2 separate regions of the Homo sapiens genome follow, and region 2 is linked to region 1. A link is a loop called in an ENCODE intact Hi-C map of the cell type or tissue named here. Cell type or tissue: MCF 10A. All regions are shown on one strand. Links, peaks and the distances in the headings refer to the core of each region. The heading gives the core; the rest is flanking DNA. Region 1 holds the start of LOC339666 (a long non-coding RNA gene). Region 2 overlaps RFPL2 (ret finger protein like 2).

Region 1 (7,586 bases), core at 2,425-4,924:
GATCTCTCTCCAACCAGGGTCATTTCATAGTTTACCTAATGTCTTCCAGCTTTCTCCACCTGGCTGCAGAGGTGATAGGATTTCCTGGAGTGTTATGGCTGAAGAGTATTTCATTATATATATATATACATATATACATATATATATATATACACACATATATATATACATATATATATATATACATACACACACACACACACACACACACACACACACACGGCATTTTCTTTATCCCTTCACCTGAGGATGGACAGATAGGTTTATTCTGTACCTTGGCTGTCGTGACTAGTGTTTCAGTCACCATGGGAAGGCAGATACCTCTTTTGAACATGAGGATTTCACTTGCTTTAAAGGTATACCCAGTGGTAGGACTGCTAGCTGAAACGGTAGTTGTATTTAGCGTTTTGAGGAACTTCCAACTGTTTTTCACAGTGTGTAGAGTGATTTAATTCCTACCTATAGTGTATGAGAGTTTTCCTTTCTGCACGTCTGCACTGGCCATCCCCTTCAAAAATTATTGTTTTTGTTTTCGTAATATGCTTTTTTTTTTTTTTTTTTGAGATGGAGTCTTACACTGTCACCCAGGCTGGAGTGCAATGGCATGATCTCGGCTCACCGCAACCTCCACCTCCCGGGTTCAAGCGATTCTCCTGCCTCAGCCTCCTGAGTAGCTGGGATTACAGGCACGTGGCACCACATCTGGCTAATTTTTTGTATCTTTAATAGAGATGAGGTTTCACCACGTTGGCCAGGCTGGTCTTGAACTCCTGACCTCATGATCCACCCCCCCTTGGCCTCCCAAAATGCTGGGGTTACAGGCATAAGCCACCACACCTGGCCTGGTAATATGCATTTTTAGTGAAATAAAATAGTAACTGAGTGTGATTTTGATTTATGTTTTTGTGAGAATTAGTGATTGTGAGAAACTTTTCATTTGTGTCAATTTCATGTCTCCTTTTCAGACAGGGTCTATTCAGGTCCTTTAGGATTGGGTATTTGAGGTTGCAGGGGTTTTTCATTTTGTTGTTGATACTGTTTATTTCACCTTAGTCGTGTCAGTTTGTTGTACATGTTAGATGAGAATCCGTTTCAGAGATAGAATTTTCTCCAAAATTCTCTCTCAGTTTTTAGGGTGCCTTGACTCTTGGTTCATTGTTTCCTTTGCTCTGTAGAAATCCTAAAGTTTTACCTAGTCCCACATATTTATATTTGCATACTTTAGTGGTAATTTTTTATGCACCTATTTCCAATCCCTTATCATCCTCCCTTCTTCCCCCAAGCTCTAGTAACCGCTGTTACACTCTCTAGGTCTTTGAGATCAAGTTTTTTTTTTTTAGATTCTGTATGAGTGAGATAATACAAGGTTTGTCTTTCTCTGCCTGGCTCATTTCATTTACCATCACATCCTCCAGGTACAACCACAGGGCTCCCCATGAGGTGATGTCATCGAATTTTCCTGGCTGAAGAGTCGTCCTTTGTGTACACACATGGGAGTTTATTTTTTCATCTGCATATGGACGGTAGGTTGATTCATTTCCCTGACTGCTGTGAATAGTGCTGCAGTCCACCACCTCTCTCTTCCATGTACCAATTTCATGTGGGTTGAATGTATACCTAGCAGTACAATTGCTAGCGGAAATGGTCATTGTAGTTTTAATGTTTTGAGGAAGCCTCACATTGTTTCCGTAGTGTATGTATTAGTTTACTTCCCCAACAAGTGTGGAGAAGAATTCCCCCTCTCTAGAAATCCACACTGGCCAGTTGCTGTGGCTCACGCCTGTGATCCCAGCACTTTGGGAGGACGAGGCGGGTGGATCACCTGAGGTCAGGAGTTCAAGACCAGCCTGACCAACATGGTGAAACCCCGTCTCTACTAAAAATACAAAAAAAAAAATGAGCCGGGTGTGGTGGCAGGCACGTGTAATCCCAGCTACTCAGGAGGCTGAGGCAGGAGAATGGCATGAACCCGGGAGGTGGAGCTTGCAGTGAGCCGAGATCGCGCCACTGCACTCTAGCCTGGGTGACAGAGCAAGACTCCGTCTCAAAATAAAAAAAAATTGATATATCACATTAGATGATTCTATGAAATCATCTACTATATAAAATAAATATATATTATACATAAAATAAAAACACAAATCACACATTGACAATAACCCCTGCAGTCCAAGTACACCCCCACAATAGTACAAATTACACTTTAAAAAAAAAACTCAAGACATTTACACATTTAAACCAAAGTAATTGTCACTAGACTAAATACATTCATTCATCAAGTACAATAAATTTAGCATTGCTGCTTATAGTCACTAATAGCACAATTTTAGGTGCAATTTCACATGCTTTCATAAATCTTCCAGTACAGTTCCCATAGCAAAGTGTCTTTGTGCACGCCATCTTCATTTATATGCAGGTGCATCGTATATCATACTTAAAACTATTTTACGTCACAAGCTGTTAATATACATTTTAAGTGGACAGCAGGTAAAAAATTTAAACCTCAATGATGACAAAATTTAAAATTAAAGTCTTGAACACCTATAGTGATTTGTTTACTTGCATAAATACTATTTTCACTTAGTACAGGCTATTAAAATAAGCAGAGAATTTAAATATTAACTCAAAAAAAGATAGAGGCTCAAAACCTTCCTAAGAAATTAATGCGTTTTCAAAGTAATAATATAATGAGTCTGTAAGTCAAAAGGAATTTCATATTTATTGCCAAATTTAAAATACCAGTGATGTGAAGAGAAGATTGAGGCCTAAAATTGTGGTACTAAATTGTAAAATACAGTAAAGAAGATGCAGCTCATTTGCTTGGGAATATGTAATGGAATATTTTTCACAGTAATTTTTTTTTTTTTTTTTTGAGATGGAGTCTCGCTCTGTTGCCCAGGCTGGAGTGCAGTAGCACGATCTCAGCTCACTGCAAGCTCTGCCTCCCGGGTTCACACCATTCTCCTGCCTCAGCTTCCCGAGTAGCTGGGACTATAGGCTCCCACCACCACGCCCGGCTAATTTTTTGTATTTTTAGTAGAGATGGGGTTTCACTGTGTTAGCCAGGATGGTCTCAATCTCCTGACCTTGTGATCCACCCACCTCGGCTTCCCAAAGTGCTGGGATTACAGGTGTGAGCCACGGTGCCCAGCCAAGCCCCTGGATTTCTAATCCCCACAGTGGACTTGAGGAGTACAGTTGAACCCAGAGAAGATTCCCTGGCTTCTGCTGATACCACATGGTCACAAAGTCATCAACATTAAAGCCACTGCTCAGAGCACAGGCAAGTCTCGAAGTTCTCAGAGATAAAGATAGGGAGGTGAGTGAGTCAGTGCATACTCGGAGAGGAAACCAGGAACAGAGATGCTCATGGGTGAGGCAGCAAGGATACAAGTCTAGCTCTTCAAAGAGAGGAAGAGAGGGCACTGACCCAGGCTGGTGGCTGCTCAAGACATCTGAGGCCTGCCCCACGGCCTTAGCCACAGCTGCAGCAGGTGCCAGTTCAGCCTTCCTCATGTCTCGCAGCACCCCCATAATGAAGTAGTCAACCCCAACAAAAATGTGTATGCATTCTCCTGTCTTCTTCACTCAGGGCCTCTCTCTCCTCATGGATCCTAAGGCCCCTCTCTCCCTGGTCAGCCATTCGCTGCATGTGCAGCCAGTTCCAGGCCCTCAGCCAGCACATCTGCAGGACTGGCTCCCCAGTGGACACCATTGTCACCCCCACGGACACCACTCCCCTTTCCTAGCCTCTCATTCTAGGGCCTCCTGCTGGCTCCAGTGGGAACTACTTTCCATCTTTCCAGACCCTTCCCACATCCCTAGGTGGCAGCACAGCCTCAGCCAAGGACACTACCACCTTCCTGCACTGGGGTTCTGTGGCCCCACCCCAAATTTGAAACTTTCCACTAACCCTGGAGCCACTGCTTAGCCCATATCTGGGGCCCCTGTGGGGCAGCAGCACAGATCCCCACCTTTGACCACTGTTTCCAGTTTGGAGGCCTGCCACCTCCAGCTCCAGTCCAGCCCCAGCCTCCTGGAGGCCAGCCAGCCCCAGGCACCAAAACACATTCAACCTTGGGGGGCCATTACTCACCACTTCTACCTTGACCCCACAAGCACCCACCCTGCCGTATCCCCCTGGCCCATCCACTGCCCCTGGCTCTGCAGCTGCCACCTACACAGCTAGTGCCATGGCCACTATTTGGCCCAACGTACATTCTGGTAAGATGAGAGGGACAACATTTTTATCCATTTTTCCATGGATCAGGAGCTCTTTCTGTTTATGAGGCTGTGTTCAGCTATGTGACAGAGACAATCAGCCTTACCCATAATGCTGGAGTCCAGAGGTGGACAGAGGGTTTCTATTGACAAACCTGCATCTGGATAATGAGGCTCAAATCTCTGAAGGTCCATCCTCCCTGTCCTAGGTGACAAACACAGTGGCTCTGCCTCAGAGTCCATGGCACCAGTTGCCATGGTAACTCCCAATGTCTCTACTGCCCCTTGTGCAGGAGAAGGTGACCTCAGGGTCTGGGGCACAACAAGAGCTTTACAAGGGGAATTCTGCATGCACAGGTTGCGGAGTTCCTACTCCCTGATGTCCCACAACCCTCCCCGCCACCTGGACTGTTGAAAAGCTCCAATGGTAAGGTATGAGAGGAGAAAACACAAGATAGTTTCTGTGGTCTCTGAGAAAATCACCCATGGGGGTCCCTGTGGTCCTGAGTGGGATCAGCTATAGGAAAGTCACATCCATGAAATCAACATCCCCCAACTTCCCCAGAGCAGGCATGGTGTTTTTCCAGCAATGGTGGAGCCTCGCCTTCACCCTCTCACGCTCCACAGAGAGGTTTGCTGGCCTCAGGCCCTCATTTCCCCCCATCCATACCCCCAACCTCCTGACATGAACACTGAAGGTGCAGGTACCTACCTGTGAGTGACTCTGGCCACATCTTCGCTGGAACTCCCCTGGGACCTGTGTCCTCACTCATTTCACACCTTAGTGCCTCATCCCTGGGTCACGGGGAGCCTCAGGCAGCCCCAAGCACAGATGATCGGGGTTGGAGGGAGGTGACTGGAGAGGGACAAGGAGGTTTCTGCTCTGATCCCTCAAAGACAGTAGTCCATGCTGTAGCGACTGTCTACCTGCTTGAATGGTCTCCGGCCTCTGGCCGAAAAGAAAACTAGGAAAGGCTCATTTCTCTTCTTCCAAAAAATAATAATAATAAAAAAGTCAACTCCACAGGCTCTGAGTTTTGCTCATCTAGATAACCGGGCAACACCGCAGTGTATCAGGAGGTTTTTGTTTTTGTTTTCAGCATTCCTGAGACTTCAGAAACATTCTATGGAGAATTGAGAAGAGAGTATTTTTTGAGCCAGAAAGTGCTTTCCTGTGAAGTTTGTATATGTGAGTTATTTTAATATCTAAACATTGTCAGAGAACAAGACTCTGAGCAGGCTGAGGTTTTATCCCGCCTCCCCACCTGTGTGTCAGTGTGCGAAGGACTGCTGTGCTCAATCACACAGTAATTAGTCAGCCTCGTCCTCAGACTGGAGCTTAGATATGAGCAAAAGCCCTTTATTGGACCAGCCTTCCATCAATCCAGAGGAGCAGCTCGGGACCCTGGAGCCCTGGTCATGAAGTACATTTTGGTAGTGGCTCAGGAGATACCAGGGAGGGCTCCCTGGCTTATGCTGGTACCAGTATATCCAATAGAAATCAGCATGGACGCCAGTGCTCAGGATGCAGGGAAGTGCGGCTGGTGCTTCCAGAGATGCAGAGAGGGAGGGCGGCTGAGTCAGCACAGGCTGGGAGAGGGAACCTGCAGACACAGGTGGATATGGCTGCTGGCTCACTTACCAGCATGAAGTTGCTGGAAGATCTGAGCCAGAGGGGACTGCTGAAGCCTGGGGGACCTGCCCTGGACGTGGGAGGCCTGTCCTTACCTGGGAAGTGAGAGAGGAGCAGCAGGAGGACAGGAGCCATGGTGGACACAGCCCTTCTGAGGTCCAGAGCTGGAGTGGGCTGCTCCAGGCCTCTCTTATCCCTTCCACTGACCTCACAGAGGAGGAGTTACAGATGCCAATGTGTCCCCACATTGCCTGCCTCTACTTTACCCCATGTATTTATTCAAGTCCTAGGGGCTGGTGGACAGGGGAAGTCCGACAGGCCAGACCTGGGAAGAAGTGGGTGCTGGAACCACACCCAGGGAGGGCACAGCTTCCAGGTCAGCCTCAGTGAGTGCAGGCTCCATCACCCAGCCCTGCGGAATTTGTGGGGTAGGAGGGGGTTGGCACAGTTGTGGCTGCCCACTGCACAGACCCTGAGATCCACAGTGTCTCCTGCTGCTCTCTCGCCAGACTGCATTCCCTCAGTAGAAGTCATGTGAGTGGTGTCGGCCTGAGAGCCTAGTGAGTGTCAGTCTAGAAGTATCTATGGCCACGCCCTGGGCCATGGCCCAAGTTGCTGATACTAAAAGAAAGACAGCATTTTTCAATACGTTTTTCTTGCATTACTAGAAGGACATGGGCAAAATATCACCTCCACCCAATGAAAGGAGGCTGCGGGGAGGCTGCAGAGGGCTCTGGGAGCAAAGTCCTGGGCAGCTCCTTCCACAGAGGCCAGGGAAAGAGGTGATTGTGACTTGGGTCTCACTGGGCTGTGGGGTCCTGCTCTGGAACAAATACTCACACATTACTAGCTTTGGAAAGATAGGGCTTTGGAAAAAAAAAAGAGACATTTTCAATGCAATGATATGCTGAGGGGATGACAGAATACATCATTGATGAGAAGATTGAACAAGTGAAGTGTAAGTGTCAAGTCAGGTAAGGACATTTGAATCCAGACTGTAGAGGTCCTTGTGTGTCAGTGAGGGGTTTGGTTTGATTCATTATCTGGGATTGTTTCGGGTTGTGAACTGGAGGCAGAATAGATGAAACTGACAGTTTAAAAAGACATCCTTTGGTGTCAGGTTCAACAAAGAGCCTGAAGGCAGCCAAACAGGAGAGGGGGTATCAGGAGGGTTGATGGCTGATCCCAGGGATCTGGAGGAGGAAGGAGAAAGAACCCAGGAGAAACCACAGGGTAACTGTGTCCCTAGAGGAACGGTGAGAGAGGGATAGGGATAAAGCTGAGTGTTGTCGATGGGTTGACCAGGTGGGTTTTATTGTTGTTAACTGTCTTGCAGAGAGAGAGAGAGAGAGAGGAGAGAGAGAGAAGAGCCCAACTGTGCACTTTCTCAAGAGAAAACCTGTATCAATAATCAATAATAAAATGTACCTAGATCACCTCCCTACTCATTGCTGGAACTTTTACCTAGTGTCCTTTATGAAAGAAATACCTAGTGTCTTTATGTAAGAAACTATTTCAACATTTCTTCAAATTATCTCCCATATTACTTGCTGAGTTTTGTAATTATTTTCCTATAGATATGTTTGAAGTTTATCATTTTTAGTGAGACTAGAATAATAAACATTCTGCACTACTTTTAAAATTATATAAGCAATATATTTGATCTTATTAAGTATAAACTTGATGATTTTATTATTCATTCTAATAAATTTTTAACAATGTTTTAATGTTA
Region 2 (7,586 bases), core at 1,137-3,636, 180 kb after region 1:
GGGGGAGGGGTTCTTGCCATTCCAGGCACTTCTGCGTCTGCCAGCCCATCTGCTCCATGCCCAGGTTAGAGGAGGAGTCACCTGTCCCACGCTGGAGGCTTGAAAGCCTGCAGCAGCATGGCTCGGCTCGCTGCCGTTGGTGGCGGTGAGGGAGACTAGACCGCAGCCAGAATGTAGAAAGGTGGCGGGGTGGATGAGCTATCCAGGGCTCACTGCCTGCGGCAGGGGGCGGGGAGGGGGACAGGTTGGATGCACGATCTGGAGCTGCACTGCCCGAGGTGGGAGCGGGGGCGGATTGAGGGCGCCATCGTGGGCTACAACCCGGTGGTGGGAGGCGTGTTAGGGGCAGTATTGGGTGCTGCACTGCCTACAGCACGGGAAGGTTGGGTGCTTTACCGGACGTCATTTCCCGCAGCCGCGGGGTGGCTTGCTGGGGGCGCTATCCGTGGCTGCACTGGTCGCGCTGGGGTACGGGTTGGGGGCGCTATCTGGGACATCAGTGCGCATGGCAGGGAACTTGTTGGCTGTGATATCCGAGGCGTCACTGCCCTTGGCTGGGGGCTGGTTGGGGGCTCTATCTATGGGCTACACTGCCTACAGCCAGGAGCGTGTTGGGGCGTTATCGGGGCGGACTGCCAGTGGCGGGGGTGGGGGTGCGGGTTGGGTGCTATCGGGGGGCTTCACTGCCTGGCAGGGAGTGGATTGGGTGCGCTATTTGGGGTTGGACTGCCGGCGGTGGTTGACTCGGTGGGAGGAGAGGGGCAGAGGGAATGGGTTGGATGCACTATCGGGAGCTACACTGCCCGAGGCGAGGGGGAGATGGGGGCGCCATCGTTGGCTACACCGCATGTAGTGGGGGGCGTGTAAGGAGCAGTAGTGCGTGTTGCATTGCTCATGGCGGGGGAGGGTTGGGTGCGTTATCCCGGGCGTCATTTCCCACAGCGGCGGGGGTCAGTGGAGGGGCTTGTTGAGGGCGCTATCCATGGCTGCACTGGTCGCTGAGGGGCAAGGATTGGGGGCGCTACCTGGGACATCAGTGCCATGGTGGGGAACTTGTTGGGTGTGTTATCCGAGGCATCACTCCCCATGGCTGGGGGCTGGTTGGGGGCGCTACCCATGGGCTGCACTGCCCACAGCCAGGAGCGTGTATGGGACATTATCGGGGGCGGACTGCCAGTGGCTGGGTGGGGAGGCGGGTTGGATGCTATGTGGGGTTGCACTGCCCAGCAGGGAGTGAGTTCGGTGCGCTATCTGGGGTTGCACTGCCGGCGGTGGGTGGCAGATTGGGTGCCCTATCGCTACACTGCCGCGGCGAGTACCGGGTTGGCGGCGCTATCCTGGGCTACACCGCCGGTGGCGGGAGGCGTTTTAGGGGCGCTATCTGGTGCTGCACTGCCCGCGCAGGAGTTGGGTTGGGTGACCTACTCCAGGCGTCACTGCCCGAGGCTGGGGGCTGATTTGGGGCGCTATCCCGGGAGTCATTTCCTGTGGCGAGGGGCTGGTTGAGGGTGGTATCCGTGGCTGCACTGCCCACAGCACAGAGCGGGTTTGGGGAGTTATCCCGGGCTGCGCTGCCCGTGGCAGGGGGCAGGCTGCCAGCGCCATTGGGTGCTGCATGTACTAGGCACGGATGAGTTAGGGGCGCCATCTGGGACTGCACTGCCGGTGGCGGGCGGTGGAGGTGTCAGTGACAGCGGTGGTCTGCAAGAGAGGAGCGGTCCTCCTCTTCCCGGCCACCTCCTCCTGTTCTTGCTCAAGTGCGGCGGGCGCACAGCATTTCCTGAGCGCGGCAGGGGCCCCAGCCCCGTGGTGCTTCCTGGACCCGCCTCCTATTGCTCTGTGTTGCAGAGACCGCCTGGGACCCCGGGGCACGCAGTAGTGGACACGAGGAGGCTACAGGGCCCTGTGGGTGGAGGAGGCATCAGGAACGGGAACCGGCACTTGGGTGGGGAGGGCTGGCTGGGGTTGAGTTTCTGCTGCTCCTGCTTCCCGAGGAGTGCAGCCAGGGTGGCTGCAGCTGTTCCTGTGGAGTGGGAAGCCCGGGCACTGTGGTGTCTGCAGTCCCCACTCCAGGCCGCAGTTCCTGGCCAGCTTGCGCTAAAAGGAGAGGCTGGACTTTGAAGTGTGGGTGTGAGTACCTTCGCTGAAACCGGCCCCTGCCACCCAGTGGCCAGCATGACAAGGTGCGCTCTAATGTTACCACTCTGCATCCTGTTCTAGGCTTTTCTGGCTTTGTCTGCCCGGATGCCCAGTGCCCTGAGAAGGAGCTACATGCCACGGGCTGGAGGCTAGAGCCTGTGGCACCATGATTTGCCTCCGATGGAGGTGGCTGAATTAGGCTTCCCAGAGACTGCAGTGTCCCAATCCAGGATCTGTCTATGTGCTGTATTGTGTGGCCACTGGGACTTTGCAGACATGATGGTGATAAGGAGCCTGAGGTGAGAGACAATTCTGGGTTTTCCGCATTGCTCCAGGGTGGAGTCTTTATAAGGGAAAGAGGAAGGCAGGAGGAGGGTCACAGTGAGAGGAGGAGATGTGGGGATGGAGGGAGAGAGAAGGAGAGGGGAGTCCAGGGAGAGGAAGACAGAAAGTGGGGGGAGAGAAGATCAGGAGAGAGATCTGAAGATGCTGAGCTCTGGCTTTGTAGTTAGAAGAAAGGGCCAGGAGCTGGGGGCGTCCTCTAGAAGCTGGAAAAGTTCTGGAAATGGATTTGTCTCAGAGCCCCCGGAAGGAGCCCGGCCCTGCTGGCACCCTGATCTTAGCAGCTCAGGCCTCATTTTGGACTTCTGACTTCCATACCTGGGAGAGAATAAATGTGTGTTATTTTAAGCCACTAAATTAGGGGTCATTTGTGACAGTGGCCATGGGCAAGTCAAACAGGAGCCGTGGGAGAGACTCACCCAGGATGCCCCTCGGCCCCTCCCTGGCCCCACCCACAGTGACACAGGCCTGCTGCTGCTGATGCCCCCAGTTTTCTAACTCCCTACAGAGCAGGGACAATGCAAGAGGGGCTGGGTGGGGCTGGGCTATGTTCTCTGTCTCCACACCTTCCTCTCAGAGAGCAGCTGGAGCCCCAGAACCTGGGAGCCTCACAGAGAAAGTCCTGATGTGGGACCTGGTTTTCCACCCGAGACCCAGGATCCAATAAAGAAGTGTTTCTATAAATGATGCGTCCTCCAAAGAAGGCCAGTGACTTTCTGTGCCAAGTACCTGAGAGAATCGCCATGTCCTAGAGCTGCCAGGCAGCTGTAGGTGCACTTACAGACACAGGTCACCTGTGCATGTGTCAGAGACCAAATCCCATCAATATTGAGGCCTTGGTTAAGACGGGTCCTCGCTTTTAGTTGTGAAAACATGCCTGGCTTCAACATTGAGAAAACCAACTCTCCTTGACCAAATGCTTTGCATATTCTCATAGAAATAAGGGAACACTTGTCAGGCACAGTGGCTCACACCTGTAATCCCAGCACTTTGGGAGGCCGAGGCAGGCAGATCACGAGGTCAGGAGATCAAGACCATCCTGGCTAATATGGTGAAACCCCGTCTCTACTAAAAATACAAAAAAATTAGCCAGGTGTGGTGGTGGGCGCCTGTAGTCCCAGCTACTCAGGAGGCTGAGGCAGGAGAATGGCGTGAACCTGGAAGGTAGAGCTTGCAGTGAGCTGAGATTGCACCACTGCACTCCAGCCTGGGCGACAGTGTGAGACTGTCTCAAAAAAAAAAAAAAAAAAGGAAATAAGGGAACACCTATTACCCTCCTTGCACTGTTTCCTGCGGAGCTCAGATACTATCTTTCACAAGCATCCTGAGCCACCTGCCGGCCTTTTGTGTGTGTTTCCGTCCTGACTTCCTCCCAATTTTTTACGCCTCTGAACCTGCTGTAAGGTGAAGAATCGAGGCGGGCCCCAAACGTGAGACCTCATGAATTTGATGGTGCTGCAGTGTCCTGGACAGCCCGGCTTTCAGGGCTGGGGAGCTGGGCAGAGAGAAAAGAGGGCATTCCAGGGGTCAGGGGCAGTGGAGCACCAGGCCAAGAATAGGATTTCAAGACTAAAGAAACAGAGGCCGTGGTGGGTGGGTAGACAGTCTTGACCAAGGTAGGGACAGAGGGTGCATCTGAAGGTTCAGCCAGGGACAGCTTCATCCAGGAAGGAGGCAGCAATTGGGGGCCAAGCTGCAAGGAGGAAGAGGAGAGGAGAGAGAATGGAGAGAGAGGTGTTCAATGACCAAATGCATGGCCTGGCCTGTTTCCCCAGGAGACACCCCTGGGAGTCTGGGAGCCTCTCCCCCTGGGCTACTATCCCACTGGGTGCCAGGAATCCCCCCTTACACACACTGAGAACCCAGGGTGAGTGTCAAATTATATGTTAGCTAAGAAATGAAGAGAGGGAGCAGGATTTCTGGTTGACAGTGAGGATATTTATTAAGGGTTTCCTGGGTGCAGGGAGAAGGGCTGGATGATTTGGGGTGGGAGGGGATCCCTGTTCTGGGATCCTGCAGCTCCAGGCCCCCATGGGTGGGGCGAGGGTCAGGGGCCTAAGAACATTCTTCAGGGGCCACTGTCTTCTCCACAGCGCTCTCTTTGTGTGTGACCCGGCAGCTGTAGCTGCTGCGGGACCTCCATTGATGGGGTGTCAGGCTCAGGTCGCTTCTGGCTGTGTACTTGTTGCTCTGTTTGGAGGCCTTGGTGACTTCCATACCCTGGGTGACAGGGGTGCTGTTTGCCTTCCAGGCCACCGTCACAGCTCCCGGGTAGAAGCCACTCATGAGACACAGCAGTGTGGCCTTTTGGCTTGGAGCTCCTCAGAGGAGGACGGGAACAGAGTGACCGAGGGGGTGGCCTTGGGCTGGCCTGTGAGTGGGCGAGCGGCAGGAGGTCAGCATCCTGTTGTGTACCTGGGAGCCCCCTGACCTCAGTGTATGAAGAGGGGTCAGGCCCCCTCAGTGCCAGTGCAGGACCCCTCAGACATGGTCCACAGTGTCTCAGAAGGGTGTCACACAATGTTCCTAAAACAAATCTCTGTCATTCAGGGAACCTCTGAGCCTGTCCCCTGCCCATCACCTGTTCAGAAAACCTTTCTAGGCCCTGGGCTTTTGTACAGACAACAGACCCTCAACCGCCTGCCGCTGCCTGCCACGCATCATCCTGACGCAGTCCGGCTCTGGCTGTGTTCTCTGAGCTCTGTGAGCCTCCTGTTGAATTCAGTCTGGGAACTTTTCTCACCTGACACAGCTGCTCTGGGTTGGGAGAGAGTGAGTCTCTCACCTAATAGCTCTGTTTGCTCCCAGATCAGTCTCTCCTGAGCCTCTGCAGTGGGGTCAGGGCCTTTGCTCACCCAAGTCCCACTGTCTGTCCAGGGTTCTCTGTCTGTGGAGTCCGGTTAGAGACCCTCTGTGTTTAGGTCTTATCTACAGTTTTTCTGCCTTGGGATCTGCCTGTCAGATTTGAATTCAGGAGTTCTTGGTTCTAGGGGTGCCTCCCACAGAGACTCAGCATCCACCTCCACGAACAGCATGTCCTTCTGTGACCCTTTGCCCGGCTGCTTCATGTCCACAGCCTTCCCCTCTCTCCTGACTGGGCTTCCTGAGTCCCAGGCCAGCACAGAGCTCTCTCCTTGGGAGCCCACGGAAACCTGGAGAGGGCCCTGCACCTCCTACCTTGTTCCTAGACTGGATCTGGAGTCCCACAGCCCAAAGGACTAGGCCCTGAGACTCTGATTTTTCTTCCCCAGTCTCGGCTTTAAGGGTTCCAGGTCCTTCTAAAGTCTTGCAGGTGGTCACTCCCTCAAGCCTCTCATTCTCTCTTCTCCATGGGATGAGGCCTCAGTTTCCCCTGCATAAAGCTCATTAGGCAGACAAAAGCCCAGACGGGGGAGGACAGAACAGAGCAAGTTTTAGGGAAGCAACCTGGCCCTGACAGACAGATGGACAGACAGATGAACACCTGTGTAGGTCACCCGGCCTAGTGCCGTACCTCTGAGGTCAGAGGTGAAGGGGTCACGGTGACCCACTGAGGCAGGGATCTGAACAGGGAGGGGAGAGGTCTTTGCCCAGGGCCCGGGCTCCTCCAGGGTCTTTCTCCCTGGAGAAAGCTTTACCACAAGCCAACACGAGATACAGAAAAGAAGAAAAATAGAAAATTTCTCAGTACCTTCGGGAGAGCAGGGAAGGAGAGGGAAGAAGAGACTCACCTAGGACAGTCAGCCGGGTCCTCCATGAAATACCCCACACTGTGACACAGGCTCATAGAAAATCTACTCCCTAGGACCCCCTACGCCCCCCTCCCCAGCCCCCACTTGCAGCCGTGATTCAGGAAAGCCAAACCACTGACCCCGGTGGGCATTTGCTCAGCAGAGAGTCCACACATACCTGCCTGCCCTTCTCAAGCTGAGATGGGACAGCTGACCCCATGCATGCAATGACAGGACATCTGGAAATGCAGAGGCCAAGGAAGTTTGTGTCTGGATCAGGTTTTCCCTTTGACTGTGGCCCAGGAATAGGGGGAAGGAGCTCCTTGGAAGGCATTTGCTTCCCTAAGGAGGGAAGGGGCATGGAAAGGGACAGGGATTCTCTACACTACAGGGTTGTTGTAACCCTGATCTCTTGGTGTGATCACAAAGCAAGAGCAGGGAGGCATCCTCAGGTGTCCCCAATGCCCCAGAGAAGGGGCAGCTTGGCCCAGAGTCAGCAGCCGTGGGAAGGTCCAATCTGACCACAACCACAACTCCAGGGGTCTCCCTTCCATCCTCCCTGGTGTTGTCTTAGTTTGGGATGGGTCTTGCCAGGTACTAGTAAGAAAGTCCAGCCTCAACCTCCAGGGAGAAGTTGGAAGCAAGCCCCTATCACCCTCTCAGGGTCTCATGTTCATTTTGGGTGTGTTTGGAGTGTCTGACTCAAAAGGACTATGTAAGTAGCAGCCGGAGTGTGATCTCTAAATCCCACTTCCAACCCAAAAGTCCATCAATGATAGACTGGATTAAGAAAATGTGGTACATATGCACCATGGAATACTATGCAGCCATAAAAAAGGATGAGTTCATGTCCTTTGTAGGGACATGGATGAAGTTAGAAACCATCATTCTGAGCAAACCAACGCAAGGACAGAAAACCAAACACTGCATGTTCTCACTCGTAGGTGGGATTTGAACAATGAGAACACTTGGACACAGGGTGGGGAACATCACACACCAGGGCCTGTCGTGGGATGGGGGGACAGGGGAGGGATAGCATTAGGAGATATACCTAATGTAAACGACGAGTTAACGGGCGCAGCATATGGCACATGTATACGTATGTAACAAACCTACATGTTGTGCGCATGCACCCCAGAATTTAAAGTATAATAATAAAAAAAAATGAAGTAAAAAAAAAGAAAAAAAAAAGAACTTGGCTTCTGGACTGTGGGTGTGAGGAAAGAAAAGCTCTTTGCAGCCAGCACTGTGCCTTTAACCACCCTCTGGGTCAGTCCCGGGCTATGCAGGGTAGGCATTTTCCTGGATATGTGTATGAGAATGATTTCCTTTTATAACATTAATGATGGGACTCATATCTTTACATTCACTAAGATTTCTGCTGCAGAGCCACTG

Evidence for each region. Peaks named below come from ENCODE experiments on the same cell type or tissue, not always from the same donor. Only the 100,000 strongest peaks of a DNase experiment are listed, where the experiment ranks them.
Region 2: it touches region 1 in a loop (20-fold over the local background); 8 of 110 quality-filtered maps call a loop at or near these places.

The regions. Positions count from the first base shown.
Region 1 is chr22:32,375,085-32,382,670 of GRCh38, reverse strand. It overlaps LOC339666 (a long non-coding RNA gene), which reads right to left and starts at 6,007. Exons shown (of 3, transcript NR_038918.1): 1 at 5,950-6,007; 2 at 4,934-5,345. It also overlaps the pseudogene IGLCOR22-2. In MCF 10A, for the core only: a CTCF peak has its summit at 3,797; a DNase peak (open chromatin) is centred at 3,790.
Region 2 is chr22:32,197,185-32,204,770 of GRCh38, reverse strand. RFPL2 (ret finger protein like 2) reads left to right here. Exons shown (of 5, transcript NM_001394555.1): 1 at 1-64; 2 at 2,221-2,438. The coding sequence starts at 2,320. Among named protein-coding and RNA genes, the nearest start is that of RFPL2, 4.1 kb to the left of the region's middle. In MCF 10A, for the core only: a CTCF peak has its summit at 2,170 (motif pointing left); a DNase peak (open chromatin) is centred at 2,160.